Regions from separate parts of the Homo sapiens genome. Here region 2 is linked to region 1. The links are chromatin contacts, found by Hi-C or POLR2A ChIA-PET in ENCODE. All regions are on one chromosome and are shown on one strand. The core of a region is the stretch at or near the end of the contact, and the rest is flanking DNA. Distances in the headings are between cores, read along the strand shown.

Region 1 (2,700 bases), core at 89-2,588:
ACTTGGTCAGGAAGGAGCTAGAGCAGGTCCTTTGTCCATGGGCCACATGAGCTATTGGGGCTTGTATCTCTGCCTCTCTGCTTCATTTAAATCTTTCTAGCCAGATGGAAGGTCTGACCATTGGGTGCGACAAGGCAGCTAACCCAGGCTGAACAGGAAGTGAGGCAGGCAGAGGGATCAGGGAAGGGAAATGGATGATGAAGGCCAGGACGGGCGAGGCTTTGCTGCAGTAACACATAACCCCCGAATCTGCGTGGGCCACAACCACAACATTAGTTTGTTGCTTACACTCCCTGTGCTCATCCGGGGCTGGCAGGATCCCTGTGCTCCTCCGAGTGGCACAGGAAACTTGGCTGATAGAGGCGCTCTCTCCATGCATCCTCCACCATCCACTCCCCGGTCCCTTAGACTTCCATTCAGAAGTGACACCTGTCACCTCCACCCTCATGTGACTGGCCAAAGTGAGTGTGGCCATGTCCGAGTTCCCCAGGATGGGACCTCGAATCCTCCTGCTGGGGGGGTGGGGGCAGCAGATGTTTCAGGACAGTCTGCCACGGATCAGATGGGTGAGCAAGAGATTCAGGATGGGCGTGATGGGTCACACCTGTAATCCCAGCATTTTGGGAGGCCGAGGCAGGCTGATCACCTGAGGTCAGGAGTTCGAGATCAGCCTGGCCAACATAGTGAAACCTCGTCTCTACTAAAAATACAAAAATTAGCCGGGCATGGTGGCACGCACCTGCAATTCCAGCTACTTGGGAGCCTGAGGCACAAGAATTGCTTAAGCCCAGGAGGCGGAGGTTGCCGTGAGCCGAGACTGTGCCACTGCACTCCAGCCTGGGCAACAGAGTGAGACCCCATCTAAAAAAAAAAAATGCTTCAGAGATTCAGAGATCCACAGATGTGGAAGAGAGCTTCTATTTTGTCTCATGTACCACCTCACCCCTCAGTTTGGAGTTGGAGAAGCCGAGGCTTAGAGAGGTCAAGGGGCTGGCCAAGCTCCCACAGTGATAAAGCTAGTGCTAGGGCGACACCTGCCAGGCCCAATGTGACAAGATGCATCCTGAGTCCTGTGTGCCAAGCCTTGGCGGGGCAAAGTTGGGGCCCGGAGGACGGTAAGACACAGCAACTGCGAGTTCCCAGAGACAGATCCGGGTTCCAGCCCCAGCTCACCATGCACTGGGCGTGCCACCCAGGGAGTCAGCCCCACTGCAGCCCCCGCTGCGGGGCGTCCGGAGAACGCGCCATCTGCGGCGTGAGCGGCCGCCTCTCACCACCAGGGGGCGCGCTCCGCCTGGGCCCAGATTCCACCCCTTGACTGTCTCCCCCCAAAAATTTCCTTTCACTTTCGGTCTCTGGCTGTCACCCGGCTTGGCCCCTTCCACACCCAACTGGGGCAAGCCTGGTGCGTGAGGAGACTTGGACTCTAGGTCCCCAAGGGGCGGAGCCAGGGTCCCCACTCCTGGGGCAGGGGGAGCAGAGGGTGGGGGGCTGGGTTCCCGGGTCCCTAACCTGGGGAGGGTTCTGGGGACCAGACGTCGAGGTTCTTAGAAGTGGAGATGAAGAGTTTTCACCGTAACTGGGGCAGACGCAGGAAGCCTGGGGGAGGAAGGGGCGGAAACTCAGCCACATCAATGGGACGCGGGAGGGGCGGGGAGGCAAAGGGGCGGGCAGGGCAGGGGCTGGGGCATGAGGGTCCGAGACTTGTTCTTCTGTCCCTTCCAAGACCCGGCGACAGGAGGCATGAGGGGCCCCCGGCCGAAATGACAGTGCTGGCGCCAGCCTGGAGCCCAACAGTGCGTAAACCCCAGGGACAAGATCAGGGGAGAGGGGAGGCACAATGTCAGGATGGGGCAGAGATGAGGGGAGATGGACGGGAGAACAGATGGACAGATGACGAGGAAATAGGAGGGGAGATGGACAGATGTGAGGGGAGATGGATAGGAGAGGAGACGGACAGAGGAGGGGGAGATGGACAGAGGATGGGGAGATGGACAGAGGAGGGGGAGATAGAGGAGAGGGAGATAGAGAGGAGTGGGAGATGGACAGGAGCGGGGAGATGGACAGAGGAGGGGGAGATGGACAGAGGAGAGGGCAGATGAACAGAGGAGAGGGAGATAAAGAGGAGGGAGGTGGACAGGAGGAGGGAGATGGACAGAGAAGGGGGAGATGGACAGAGGTGGGGGAGATGGACAGGAGGGAAGATGGAGAGGAGGGGGTATGGACAGAGGAGAGGGGAGATGGACAGGAGGGGGAGATGGACAGAGGAGAGGGAGATGAAGAGGAGGGGGAGGTGGACAGGAGGAGGGAGACGGACAGAGGAGAGGAAGAGAGACAGAGGAGGGGGGAGATGGACAGAGGAGGGGGAGATGGACAGAAAAGGGGGGAGATGGACAGAGGAGAGGGAAGGTGGACAGAGCCAAGAACAAATGAAGAGGACGTGGACCAAGATCAAGAGAGAAGCAGGCAACAGTGGTGTAGAAGGCAGAGGGAGGGACAGAGCTGGAGGAACCCGGGCGAGGAAACCAGACGTGAAGATGAGGTGGTTGGAGAGAGACCAGCAGAGTGGGGGAGATGGGGAGAGAGAGGGGTGGGGCAGAGGGGGATGCAAACTGGACAGCATTGGACCAGAGGCAGAGAGAAACCGGGAAAGACAGGCAGAGATGGGGCCATGTCTCCAGAAAGTGTGGAAGAGGCAGA
Region 2 (2,700 bases), core at 48-2,547, 240 kb after region 1:
AACTGAGACCTCCTGCCAACAGCCAGTGAGGCACACATGAGTGAGCCATCTTGGAAGCAGATCCTCCAGTCCCAGTCAAGCCTTCAGATGACTGTCACCCGGCTGACAGCTTAACCACAACTTCATGAGGGACACGGAGCCAGAACCACCTTAGCTAAGCTACTTTTGATTTCCTGACTTTTAACAACTATGTGAGATAATAAATGTTTGTTAATTCAAGTTGCTATACTTTGGGGTAACTTTTTTTTTTACACAGGAATAAAGAATACAAACTGCAAACACCTCAGCCTCAACCCTCATATTCTTTTTTGAAATTTGCTTTTATTTTTATTTATTTTTTTGAGACGGAGTTTTGTTCTCGTTGCCCAGGCTGGAGTGCAATTGCACAGTCTCGGCTCACCACAAGCTCCACCTACCCCGGTTCAAGAGATTTTCCTGCCTCAGCCTCTCAAGTTAGCTAGGATTACAGGCAGGCACCACCATGCCCGGTTAATTTTGTATTTTTAGTAGAGACGGGGTTTCTCCATGTTGGTCGGGCTGGTCTAGAACTCCTGACCTCATGTGATCTGCCCGCCTCGGCCTCCCAAAGTGCTGGGATTACAGGCTTGAGCCACCGTGCCCCGCCTGTTTGAGACCGAGTTTCACTCTGTCACCCAGGCTGGAGTGCAGTGGTGCAATCTCGGCTCACTGCAACCTCCTCTTCCCAGGCCCAAATGATTCTTGTGCCTCAGTCTCCCGAGTAGCTGGGATTACAGGCGTGAGCCACTGCACCTGACCAAGAAATTTATTTTTGGTTGGAATACTGCCTGGCGCAATCTCGGCTCACTGCAAGCTCCGCCTCCCGGGTTCACGCCATTCTCCTGCCTCAGCCTCCCGAGTAGCTGGGACTACAGGCGCCCGCCACTACACCCGGCTAATTTTTTTGTATTTTTAGTAGAGACGGGGTTTCACCATGTTAGCCAGGATGGTCTCGATCTCCTGACCTCGTGATCCACCCGCCTCAGCCTCCTAAAGTGCTGGGATTACAGGCGTGAGCCACCGCGCCCGGCCACGACTTTTTTTTTTTGCAAGTAGTCTTTCAAAAATATATTTGGTCCTCAGGGGTACAGAATTGGATTAATCATAATTGCTGGTCCTTGGCACATACTATTATTATGTGTACCACTTCTTAAGCTATTATCTCTTGGCTTCAAATCTATTTCCCAGCACTGGGCTTTGGGTAACTGGGAATGGGACTCTGAAAACCCCACTTTCACTTTGCCAAGTGGTGTGTTAGCCTCTGCCAATAGGGGGTGCCAGACTGACCGTAGAGCCTGAAGGAGGAAAAGGGTTCTTGCTCCTTCCTGTTTGCTCTCTGCTTACTTCCCGTTGGTTTCCTGTTCTCATCTGCGTCAGCAAAGCTTCTTCACCCTGTCCAAGGCAGTTCTTTCCTGTAGCAGCAGCTAAATCCAATTTGCAGTTTTTCCAAACTTGCACATCCTCAGAGATGCCAGACCATTTGGGGATGCCAGACCAGCACCCCTGCCTGAGAAAATTCCAGTCTCGGGCCGGGTGCGGTAGCTCACGCCTGTAATTCCAGCTCTTTGGGAGGCTGAGGCGGGTCAATCACGAGGTCAGAAGATCGAGGCCATCCTGGCTAACACGGTGAAATCCTGTCCCTACTAAAAATACAAAAAATAAGCCGGGCATAGTGGCGGGCACCTGTAGTCCCAGCTACTCGGGAGGCTGAGGCAGGGCAATGGCATGAACCCGGGAGGCTGAGCTTGTAATGAGCCAAGATCACGCCACTGCACTCTAGACTGGGTGACAGAGCGAGACTCCGTCTCAAAAAAAAAAAAAAAAGAAAGAAAATTCCAGTCTCTAGTGATCCTCCTCTGAGCTCAGAAACACCAGCACCATCTGAGCAGTGCCTCCTCTTCAGAGCCTCAGTTTTTTTTTTTTTTTGAGACAGAGTCTCACTCTGTAGCCCAGGCTGGAGTGCAATGGCGTGATCTTGGCTCACTGCAAACTCCATCTCGCGGGTTCAAGTGATTCTCTTGCCTCAGCCTCCCGAGTAATGGATTGCAGACGTGCGTAACCACGCCCAGCTAATTTTTGTATTTTTAGTAGAGACAGGTTTTCCCCGTGTTGGCCATGCTGGTCTTGAACTCCCAACCTCAGGTGATCCACCCGCCTTGGCCTCCCAAAGTGCTGGAATTACAGGCGTGAGCCACTGGGCCCAGCCCAGAGGCTCAGTTTTATGTCCACTGGCTCCTGATCCAAATGTATAGTTTTTAATAACTCTAACCTTTGTCTTTGTTTTTCATACCCTAGTGAGATAGGAATTTGGCAAGACTGGTTTCCAAGACAACAGGACACAAGACCTCACTCATAAGACAGAAAACAGCAAAAGAAACTGGCTAAAACCAGCTAGAACCAAGAGGACAATGAAAGGGACCTCTGGGGCCGGGCCCGGTGCCTCATGCCTGTAATCCCTGCACCTAGGGAGGCCGAGGCGGGTGAATTACCTGAGGTCAGGAGTTCGAGACCAGCCTGACCAACACGGAGAAACCCTGTCTCTACTCAAAATACAAAATTAGCCCGGCGTGGTGGTGCCTGCCTGTAATCCCAGCTACCTGGGAGGCTGAGGCAGGAGAATTTCTTGAACCCGGGAGGCAGAGGTTGTGGTGAGCCAAGATCGCGCCATTGCACTCCAGCCTG

Evidence for each region. A loop is a pair of places that touch in the nucleus more often than their neighbours do. ChIA-PET counts read pairs that join two places held with the same protein, here RNA polymerase II (POLR2A). Pooled maps may share reads with other maps.
Region 2: a pooled map shows a loop between it and region 1 (5-fold over the local background). The contact joins the enhancer-like site here to the promoter of FLT3LG in region 1. A Hi-C loop is called at or near these places in 2 of 50 pooled maps. POLR2A ChIA-PET finds 5 or more read pairs at or near these places in 6 of 52 experiments (CD4-positive, alpha-beta T cell, K562, MCF 10A and 2 more).

The regions. Positions count from the first base shown.
Region 1 is chr19:49,472,877-49,475,576 of GRCh38, forward strand. It overlaps FLT3LG (fms related receptor tyrosine kinase 3 ligand), which reads left to right and starts at 1,339. Exons shown (of 9, transcript NM_001459.4): 1 at 1,339-1,405; 2 at 1,727-1,796. The coding sequence starts at 1,764. RefSeq lists a silencer at 1,718-1,797.
Region 2 is chr19:49,716,359-49,719,058 of GRCh38, forward strand. No RefSeq gene overlaps it. Among named protein-coding and RNA genes, the nearest start is that of CPT1C, 27 kb to the left of the region's middle. RefSeq lists a cis regulatory region at 1,060-1,595. Within about 2 kb of position 1,298, at least 19 of the 41 ENCODE cell types and tissues checked have a DNase peak (open chromatin) inside an H3K27ac peak, as active enhancers do.